Regions from separate parts of the Homo sapiens genome. Here region 2 is linked to region 1. A link is a loop called in an ENCODE intact Hi-C map of the cell type or tissue named here. Cell type or tissue: tibial artery. All regions are shown on one strand. Links, peaks and the distances in the headings refer to the core of each region. The heading gives the core; the rest is flanking DNA.

Region 1 (5,378 bases), core at 237-5,236:
ATGCCTGGCTAATTTTTAAATTTTTTTGTAGAGATGGAATTTCACCATGTTGCCCAGGCTGGTCTGCAGCTCCTGGCCTCAAGCAATCTTCCCACCTCAGCCTCCCAAAGTGCTGGGATTACAGGCGTGAGCCACTGAACCTGGCCTAGAAATATGTTTTTAAAAAGAGTGCATAGTATAATTCTACTTATTTAAAAGTCTACAAAATACAAACTAATTTATAGTGACAGAAAGCAGATCCATGGTTTCCTGAAGACAGTAGAGGCAGGAATGATTAAAAAGGAGAATAAAGAAACTTTGGTAAGGGACGCATATGTTCATTATCTTGACTGTGGTGATAGTTCCATGGTTCACAGTTTCATACATATGTCAAAACGTATCAAACTGTATATTTTAAACATATACAGTTAATTACATGTCAATTATACTCCAACAAAGATGTTAAAAAGTTAGGAAGGTACACTTCATTGATTATAAAACAGCAGGCTTTTGTAAAAAAGGAGAAATATGAAAACAAGAAACTATGGAAATGAAAAAGTTGATTACCCAAATAAAAACTCAATGCAAAGTCTACTATGCACTGAAGGAATGCACAGTGGCGTGAATCTTTCAAACATCAAAATTAGTAAATGAGAACATTTGCAAATAATTTTTCCAAAGCTTAAGGGGAAAATATAAGACAAAGAGTTGGGCATTGAAAAAAAATTTCCAAAAATAAAGAGAAAACCTTTAGAGTTTCTATGTCAAAAAAAAAAAATTATCTTCCAAAGAAAGAGAATGTGATTATCATCAACCCTAAATGTCAGAATACTGTGAGGTAACATTTACAGAACTCTGAGAGAAAAAGATCATAGACTGTAGCATTCTAAGCATAGTTAAATTATGGCACCTATGTGGCAACTGTGAATTTTAAAAGTTTTGCCTTAGAAATTATACACCCATGTATGATTTTGGGGGGTAGGGGAAACTGAGCAGTAGAACTTCTCAATCTCTAGCAGGAAGGGAGACAAATAAAGAAAATTTGATCAATACAGCAAGACAGAAAAGAAAAAAAAGAAAACCTTACTTCCCTCCAGCTCACCCCCACTCTGCAAAAAGCAATAGGGACCAAATAAAATACAAATACCACAACAAATGTGAATGTGTTAAATTTCTCTATAAAGAGACAAACATAATCAGATTGGGGCAAAAGAAAACATCACTAAATTATTGTTCAAAACAAAACACCTCAAACAAAAAGTCTTCACAATATAGAAAATAAAGAGATGAGAAAATATATGTCTAAGAAATACAAACAAAATTAAGTAGCAATGGTAATATTAACTGCAAACACAGAATTCAAGGTAAAAATGATTAATTAGAACTGAAAAGGATAAAATATTCACATCACAGTAAAGTTCTATGGGGTAAGAGGATGCTTACATGTCAAACAACAGCAGCAAAAAATTAAGTGGTCAATAAAAGGCATAATCTGAATAATATAATTTATAAATTTTATTTCATACTCAGGTATACAACTTCATATGCTATGAAGCAGTGGTCCCAGTCCTTTTTGGCACCAGGGACTGGTTTTGTGGAAGACAATTTTTCCATGGACTGTGGAGGGGGATGGTTTTGCGATGATTCAAGTGCATTACATTTATTGTGTACTTTATTTCTATTATTATTACATTGTAATATATAATTAAATAATTACACAACTCAACATAATGTAGAATCAGTGGGAGCCCTTAGCTTGTTTTCCTGCATCTAGAGAGTTCCATCTTAGGATGGTGGGAGACAGTGACAGATCATCAGGCATTAGATTCTCATAAGAAGCACGTGACCTAGAACTCGCATGTGCAGTTCACAATAGGTTCACTCTCCAATGAGAAGCTAACGCTGCCACTGATCTGAAAGGAGGTGGAGCTCAGGCAGTAATGTCAGTGATGGAGAGTGGCTGTAAACACAGATGAAGCTTCACTTGCTAGCCTGCCGTTCACCTCCTGCTTTGCGGCCTGGATCCTAATGGGCCATGAACCTGTACTGGTCCATGGCCTGGGGGTGGGGACTCCTGCTATAAACAGTACACATTCTTTTCAAATGTTCACGGAACCCCCATAAAAGTTAACCACATATTTGAATTAGGGAGGCAGAGCAAAATAGCAGAATAGAAGCCTCCACCAATCATCCCCAAACACAAGTTAACAACTATCTACACAGAAAAAAAATACCTTCATAAGAACCAAAAATCAGGTGAGACTCATAGTACCTGGTTTTAACTTCACACCACTGAAAGAGGCACAGAAGGGATTAAAAAAAAAACAAAACACAGAAAAGCAAAAAACAGTCCTGAATCACTAAGGCCACCCCTCCCCTACACCCCAGAAGTGGCAGAGTGGGGCAGAGAGCATCTCTGGGCACTGAGGGAGGGAGAACACAGCAGTTTTGAGGCACTGAACTCAGTGCTGTCCTGTTAGAGCAGAAAGGAAAACCAGACTAAACTCAGTTGATGTCCAGCCACGGAGGGAGCATTTAAATTAGCCCAAGCCAGAGGGGAAATGCCCATTCCATTGGTCCGAATTTGAGTTTCTGCAAACCTCGCCACTGAGGGCTACAGTGCCCTCTGTCTCCAGGTAAACTTGAAAGGCAGTGTAGGCCTTAAGGACTGCAACCCTTAGGTGAGTCCTAGAGCTGAACTAGGCCCAGAGACAGTGGACTGCGTGGGCACATGACATACTGAGACCAAAGTTGGGGCAGCCAAAGGTATGCTGGCATCACCCTCACCTAACCCCATGCTGCACATCTTGAGGCTCCAAAAGAGACCCCTTCTTTTTGCTTGAGGAGAATAACAGCTCAACCACAGCAAGACAGGACACTGGTCAGAGTCATGAGGGCCCCATTCCAGGCCCTAGTTCCCAGATGTCATTTCTAGACATACTCAGAGCCAGAAGGGAAACCCCTGCCTTGAAGGACAGGACTCAAAAACTGGCAGCATTCATCACCTGCTAACTGAAGAGCCCTTGGGACCTGAACAACCAGCAGTGATACACAGGTACTACATCAAGGGCCTTGCGTGAGCCTCTGAGACTTGCTGGCTTCAGGTGAGACTCAGCACATTATCAGCTGTGGTGGCTATGGGAAAAAACTCCCTCTGTTTGACAAAAGCAGAGAGAAAACTAAAGGGGACTTTGCCTTTCACCTTAGGTATCAGCACAGGCATAGGAGGATAGAGCACCAAGTGAGCTCTTGGGGTCCCTGATTCCAGGATATGACTCTTGGATGGCATTTCTGGACCTGCCCTGGGCCACAGAGGAGCCCACTGCCCTAAAGGGTGGGTCTCAGGCCAGGCAGCATCCACCACAAACTGACTTAAGAGACCTTGTGCCTTAAGGGGCATTAGCAGTGTTCTGGCAGTACTCTTTGTGACCTGGGGTGGTGGTGGCTATGGAGTCAGGCTCCTCTGTCTTTGAAAAGGGGAGGGAAAAGTGGGAAGGACTGCATCTTGTGGTTTGAGTGCCAGCTCAGCTGCAGTGCAATAGAACATCAGGTAGACGTCTAAGGTTTTTGACTCTAGTCCCTGACTCCCAGATGGTACCTCTAGACCCACCCAGGGCCTGGGGGACCTCACTGCCCTGAAAGGAAGGACATAGGCCTGGCTGGCTTTGCTACTGGCTGATTGTAGAGTCCCAGGGCCTACAGCAAACATAGGCAGTAGCCAGGAAGTGAATATAGCAGGCATTGTGTGAGACCAAGTGCCATGCTGGGTTCAGGTCTGACCCAGCACAGTCATGGTAGTTGTGGCCACAGGGGTGCTTGGGTTACTTCACCCTAGCTTTAGGTGGCTCAGAACACAGAAACAGACTGTTTGAGGGAAAGTAAAGGAAGAGAACAAGAGTCCTAGCCTGGTAATCCAGAGAATTCTCCCATATCTTGTCCATGACCATCAAGGCGGTACCTCTATGAGTCTGCAAGAACCACAGCATTACTGGGCTTGGAGTGCCCTCTAAAGCAGATATAGTTTAGATTATAACACCAAAGTCCTTTCAAATATCTGGAAAACCTTCCCAAGAAGGACGGGTACAAATAAGCCCCGACAATGAAGCCTACAATAAATACCTAAGTCATCAATGCCCAGACACTGAAGAACATCTACTAGCATCAACACCATCCAGGAAAACATGACCTCACCAAATGAACTAAATAAGGCACTAAAGACCAATCTTGGAAAAGAAGATATGTGACTTTTCAGACAGAGAATTTAAAATAGCTGTGTTGAGGAAATTCAAAGAAATTCAAGATAACACAGAAAAGGAATCCAGAAGTCTATCAGATAAATTTAACAAAAAGATTGAAATAATTAAACAGAATCAAGCTGAAATTCTGGAGCTGAAAAATGCAATTGGCATACTGAAGAATGCACCACAGTCATTTAATAACAAAACTGATCAAGCAGAAGAATTAGTGAGCTTGAAGCCAGGCTATTTGAAAATACAGTCAGAGGAGACAAAAGGAAAAAGAATAAAAAACAATGAAGCACACATACAGGATCTAAAAAATAGCCTTAAAAAAGCAAATTTAATAGTTATTGGCAGAAAGCAGGAAAGACCCAAAATTGACACCCTAACATCACAATTAAAACAACTAGAAAAGCAAGAGCAAACACATTCAAAAGCTAGCAGAAGGCAAGAAATAACTAAAATCAGAGCAGAACTGAAGGAAATAGAGACACAAAAAACTTTTCAAAAAATTAATGAATCCAGGAGCTGGTTTTTTGAAAAGACCAACAAAATCGATAGACCGCTAGCAAGACTAATAAAGAAGAAAAGAGAGAAGAATCAAATAGATGCAATAAAAAATGATAAAGGGGATATCACCACTGATTCCACAGAAATACAAACTACCATCAGAGAATACTAGAAACACCTCTATGCAAATAAACTAGAAAATCTAGAAGAAATGGATAAATTCCTCGACACATACACCCTCCCAAGACTAAACCAAGAAGAAGTTGAATCACTGAATAGACCAATAACAGGCTCTGAAATTGTGGCAATAATCAATAGCTTACCAACCAAAAAAGGTCCAGGACCAGATGTATTCACAGCCGAATTCTACCAGAGGTACAAGGAGGAGCTGGTACCATTCCTTCTGAAACTATTCCAATCAATAGAAAAAGAGGGAATCCTCCCTAACTCATTTTATGAGGCCAGCATCATCCTGATACCAAAGCCTGGCAGAGACACAACCAAAAAAGAGAATTTTAGACCAATATCCTTGATGAACATTGATACAAAAATCCTCAATAAAATACTGGCAAACCGAATCCAGCAGCACATCAAAAATCCACCCCACCATGATCCAGCCCACCATGATCAAGTGGGCTTCATCCCTGGGAT
Region 2 (5,378 bases), core at 284-5,283, 64 kb before region 1:
CAGTTTGCTTAGTTCTTTAAGAATTTCAGGAATTGTGGTTGGAATTGCACTAAGTTTACAACTAAGATCTGAAATATATTGTCTTCCCATTCATAAATATGGAATTATCTCTCTATCTATTCAGATTTTCTTGGTCCTCCAAGATCTTTATGAAGAAAATGATAAGATAATGTCGTATATCTTAGATCTATATTTAGGTACCTTATATATTTTGTTGTATTGTGAATGAACTCTTTAAAAATACTTTTTTCTAATTAGTTAATTTTTATGTATAAGAATTCTATTGATTATTTAATGTTGCTCTTGTATCCAGCAACCTTGCTGAATTTTTTTATTTTTAATAGTTTGGAGTAGATACTCCAGTTTTACAGGTAAATCGTCATTTTCATCTCTTTCTTCTCAATTCCTGTGTAGGAAATAAAGGATTTTTCTCTTTTAAAATCTGTTACTTTGCTAAATGCCTAGAACAGTACCTAGCCCATTGAAAGTTTTAAATTGCTGCGGTGGATTAATCTATTTTCTTCCTTGCCCTCCTGGGATAAACCATACTTATTCATAATATATTAATTTTTATATATTGTATAAGATATGCTATTTATTAAGATTTTTGCACCTCTGTTCATAAATTAATCTATACTTTTATACCCTGTTACCATCCTTCCATGTTTTGGGTATTAAGGGTATGTTAATCTCAACAATGCATTAGGTAGTTTTCTCTGTTCTTCCATCCTTTGAAAGAGTTTGTATAAGATAAAGATTTTCTGTTCCTCCAATTTTTGGTAAAACTTAAAAAACTATCTAGGCCTGGTGTCTGAGGAAAGATGTTTAAGTTGGATTTGTTATTGGCTTACTTGTATATATAATATATATATATTTACATATATATTTATATATTTATTATTTTTCCAAGAAATTGTTCATTTTATCCACAATTTCTACTTTATTCTCACAAAGTGTCATAGCTTTATCTCACTGTATTTGCAGTCATGGCTCCTTTTTTAAATTCTTAGTGTTTGAAGTGAAGGTTCCTGTGCAAAGTAATAGTTTAAAAGTTTGAGCCAGGTGTGGTGGCTCATACCTATAATCCCAGTACTTTGGGAGACTGAGGTGGGAGGATTGCTTGAGGCCAGGAGTTCAGGACCAGCCTGGGCAACATAGTGAGACCCTGTCTCTACAAAAAATTTAAAAGATTAGCCAGGCGTTGTGGCCCACCTACTTGGGAGGCTAAGGCAGGGGGATCACTTGAACCCAGGAGTTGGAGGCTTTGATCCTGCCATTGCGTTACAGGAAAGGGGTCCCCATCCAGACGCCAAGAGAGAGTTCTTGGATCTCGTGCAAGAAAGAATTTAGGGCCAGTCCGCAGTGCAAAGTGAAAGCAAGTTTATTAAGAAAGCAAAGGAATAAAAGAATGGCTACTTCATAGAGCAGCCCTGAGGGTGGCTGGTTGCCCATTTTTATGGTTATTTCTTGATGATATGCTAAACAAGGAGTGGACTATTCATGCCTTACCCCCCGCCTTTTTTTTTTTTTTTTTTTTTTTTGAGACGGAGTATCGCTCTGTATCGCTCTGTTGCCCAGACTGGAGTGCAGTGGCGAGATCTCTGCTCACTGCAAGCTCCGCCTCCCAGGTTCACGCCATTCTCCTGCCTCAGCCTCCCCAGTAGCTGGTACTACAGACGCCCGCCACCACACCCGGCTAATTTTTGTATTTTTAGTAGAGACGGGGTTTCACCGTGTTAGCCAGGATGGTCTCGATCTCCTGACCTCGTGATCCGCCCGCCTCTGCCTCCCAAAGTGCTGGGATTACAGGCGTGAACCACTGCGTCCAGCCCATGCCTCCCCTTTTGAGACCAAATCGGGTAACTTTCTGACGTTGCCATGGCATTTGTAAACTGTCATGGCGCTGATGGGAGTGTAGTAGTGAGGGCGACCAGAGGTTACCCTTGTGGCCATTTTGGTTTTGGTAGGATTTAGCCGGCTTCTTCACTGCAACCTGTTTTATTAGCAAGGTCTTTTATGACCTGTATTTTGTGCTGACCTATGTCATCCTGTGACTTAGATGGGAATGCAGCTTAGTAGGTTTCAGCCTCATTTTACCTAGCTCCTATTTTAAGATGGGAGTTGCTCTGGTTCACTCGCCTCTGACAATTGCATTGCAGCCTGGGCGACAGAGACCTTGTCTCTAATAATAAATAAATGTTTGGCTCTAAGCTTAGAAACAAAGCATTCAACTCATGGGTTAAAGAGGAAACCACAAAATCTTATTCTGGAAAATCGTAAAAGTACTATTTATTATAATGGGTGGGGTACAGTTAAATTTAGCCCTAAATGCATTTATTTAAAACACATACACGAAAAAAACGTGTGTTCAACTAAAAACCCGGAAAAGGAAAATCAGAGGAAACAAAGCACGAGAAAAAAAGAAAGAAAGAAAGAAAGAACGAAAAAAGAAAAGCACGACGTTATGGCGCTTTGAGGCTGTCGCGCTACTGGTATCTGTAGTCGTGGCTGCCGTGGACCAGGAGAGACTGAAGTGGAAAACAGCGGGCGGTAGCCGAAGCAGAGAGCAAGGAAGAGCGCGGGAAGTGCAGAGCGACAGCAACAAGAAAGGGGTGGCGCGGGACGTCGTTTACCTGGGCGACGTCCAGCCGCCCTTCCCGCCTCTGCGCGTACGCAACCTGCTTGGCGCCACTGACCTGGTGAGGAGGCTTCTTTAAGGCCGTGGACGGTTCCTACCCGCGCGCGGAGAGGACCGACGTGAAGAAGCTGCCAAAGTATAACAAGTACTACGCGAAGGGTAGGTAGGGTGGAGTCCCAGGCAGCGCGTGACGGCCGGATGCCCAGACGCGCACGTCGCCCGCAGGCGCACGCCTGGACCCGGGGGAGCCGGCTGGGGCGCCCAGGACCAGGCCTAGCCTACCGCGGGCTGCCCTTCACAGAGCTGCAGGAGAAAACGTTGTATTGTGCACGCATTCCCTAACCCTTACTAGTTTTTTTTTTTTTAATTGATCGGCCAGCTTTTGATGCGGGTATGTTAAAATCTCCCACTGTTATTGGGATTATGCCAGTTTTTTTTTTTCTTGCATTTCTGTCTACTTATGTGATACAACACTTGGGGTTATGTTTTCAGACGCCCAAGTACCCTCCTGGTCCACAGCCAGAATTAAAATGAGGCACGAGCCTCAGGTGCAGAATTTAAGGGACCGCCAAAAGAACTCCGTAATGAAGATAAGCAATATTTGGATGCAATATTTTTAAAAATAAAAATTAATGCAAAAAAGTCTATGATTAGTAAAATGCTGCAATTTTAAATAAAAACAAAATCTGACTGCATTTTCACGCCTCGATCATCTCTCTTGCCTCACAGGAGTCTGGGCCCTAGAGATAGCTTTTCTGTGAAGTGAACTTTTTTATCTTTCGGTTAAGATTCCTCTATTTCTACTATAACTTTTTGCTTAAATCATATTTTTCTGTTATTGACATTGCTACACTAATCTTTTGGTTTGTATTCATTTATTCTCTCTTTTTTTTGCGTTTTTAAATCCTTTTTCTTTGCTTTTTATTCTTTCTGTTGGAAAGGTATTTTCTGTATTTCCTTTATTAATATTTTTCTACTAAAAATTTAGGCAGAGTTGGGTCAAGAAAAAGCTCCCTTGGGAAAAATGTCTACAATATCTAGTACCGACATGTTTCTTTTTGAATCGTAGAAGTGTGTTATTTTACTAATTCAAGTGATTGTCACATCAGTAAAATTCTAGAAGCATTTATAGGGTGCTGCCTGCATTGTATCAGTCTTTGTAACAGACACCGAGTATATAAGAATTAATAAGTCATAGTACCTGCCCTCAGGGCGCCTACAATTAGCAATTAGCAGACTTTTTTTTCTTTTTTTCCTTAGATAAGATCTTGCTCTGTCACCCAAGCTGGAGTGCTGGAGTGCAGTAGTACAAACACAGCTAACTGCAGCCTTCACCTCCTGGCGTCAAGTGATCCTCTTGCCTCAGCCTCCCGTGTTGCTGGGACCACCGGTGCACACCACCATGCCTACCTAATTTCTTTATTTTTTTGTAGAGATGGGACCTCACTTTGTGCCCAGGCAGAGCAGACATTTTTCTAACATTGTCTCATTGGACCTCTCTGCTGTATTTAACACTTACCCATTCCTTCCTTGAAAATTTCCATATTCCTAGTTACTAGTCTCTTCTAATATTCTGAATAATGAGAAATTACAGCTGGGCACAGTGGCTCATGCCTGTAATCCCAGCACTTTGGGAGGCCAAGGCAGGAGGATCACGAGGTCAGAAGTTCAAGACCAGCCTGGCCAAGATGGTGAAACCCCATCTCTACTAAAAATACAAAAAAATTAGCCGGGCATGGTGGCAGACGCCAGTAATTCCAGTTACTCAGGAGGCTGAGACAGAGAATTGCTTGAACCCGGGAGGTGGAGGTTGCAGTGAGCCGAGATTGTGCCACTGCACTCCAGCCTGGGCGACAGAGAGGGACTCCATCTCAAAAAAAAAGAAGAGAAATTACTTTCTCTGCCTCTTGAATGCGTCCTCCTTTGCCCTCTCCTCAATAGTTAGCATTCTGAAAGTGCCATCCCTAACCTACTGCTCTTTTCTTTCCACATCTCATGTTTAAAATTTTTACTATGTCAGTAACTTCAAAATGTGTTTTTTTAGCTCTACCCAAATATTCTGATGTGTATCCACCTGCCATTGAATATGCACTTGGATATCCCACAGGCACCCCAAACTCAACAGAGCCGCAACTGAAGACATCATCTCCTGCCACTTTAAATCTACTGTTTTCCTTTTCTCATCTCGTTTAATCACTTTGTACTGTTATCCAAGTGTAATTCCATCTTCTGCACTCCCATGGCCAGTCAAACTCCTGTAGATTGTATTTTCCTTAACACTTTTCAGATCTGTCTCCTCTTTCTCCTTGTTACCACTCTTAGTTCAGGACCTTATTAATTGACTTCTGGACTGCTGAACCTCTCAGTTGTCTACTTTCTTCCAATTTTGTCATTTCCCCATTTGAATCTGAGGTCCCACAGTACCTTGTGCTTTCCTATATCTTAGTCTTTACCATGTATGACATTAAGAGTCTATATGACTGTCTTTTGACTGTAAGCTCCCACAGGGCATCTTTGTAACCCCCCACCACATAGCACATTGTCTGGTATTAGTGCTAAAAAAGTTTCTTGGACTGAACTAAGCTCCGATCTTATCAGTGTTTCATTTTTATCTTGTTTTAAGGCTTTTAATGTCCAAAATATTTTTGCTTTTTTTCTAGGAATAGTATTTTCAGTTTTTGGTCAAGCTCTTATGTCCCAAATTATCTACAATTACACAGTGCTTTTCATAGGTACCATC

What was found. Hi-C counts contacts between places; a loop is a spot of excess contacts. Peaks named below come from ENCODE experiments on the same cell type or tissue, not always from the same donor. Only the 100,000 strongest peaks of a DNase experiment are listed, where the experiment ranks them.
Region 2: it touches region 1 in a loop (7-fold over the local background); 2 of 110 quality-filtered maps call a loop at or near these places.

Annotation. Positions count from the first base shown.
Region 1 is chr5:43,458,256-43,463,633 of GRCh38, forward strand. The region is part of intron 1 of TMEM267 (transmembrane protein 267); the gene reads right to left. Among named protein-coding and RNA genes, the nearest start is that of TMEM267, 23 kb to the right of the region's middle. In tibial artery, for the core only: no CTCF peak of the experiment used is centred there; no DNase peak of the experiment used is centred there.
Region 2 is chr5:43,394,339-43,399,716 of GRCh38, forward strand. All of the region lies in intron 1 of CCL28 (C-C motif chemokine ligand 28), which reads right to left. Among named protein-coding and RNA genes, the nearest start is that of CCL28, 15 kb to the right of the region's middle. RefSeq lists silencers at 2,781-2,840, 2,891-2,980. In tibial artery, for the core only: no CTCF peak of the experiment used is centred there; a DNase peak (open chromatin) is centred at 2,743; H3K4me3 peaks cover 1,497 bases; H3K27ac peaks cover 812 bases.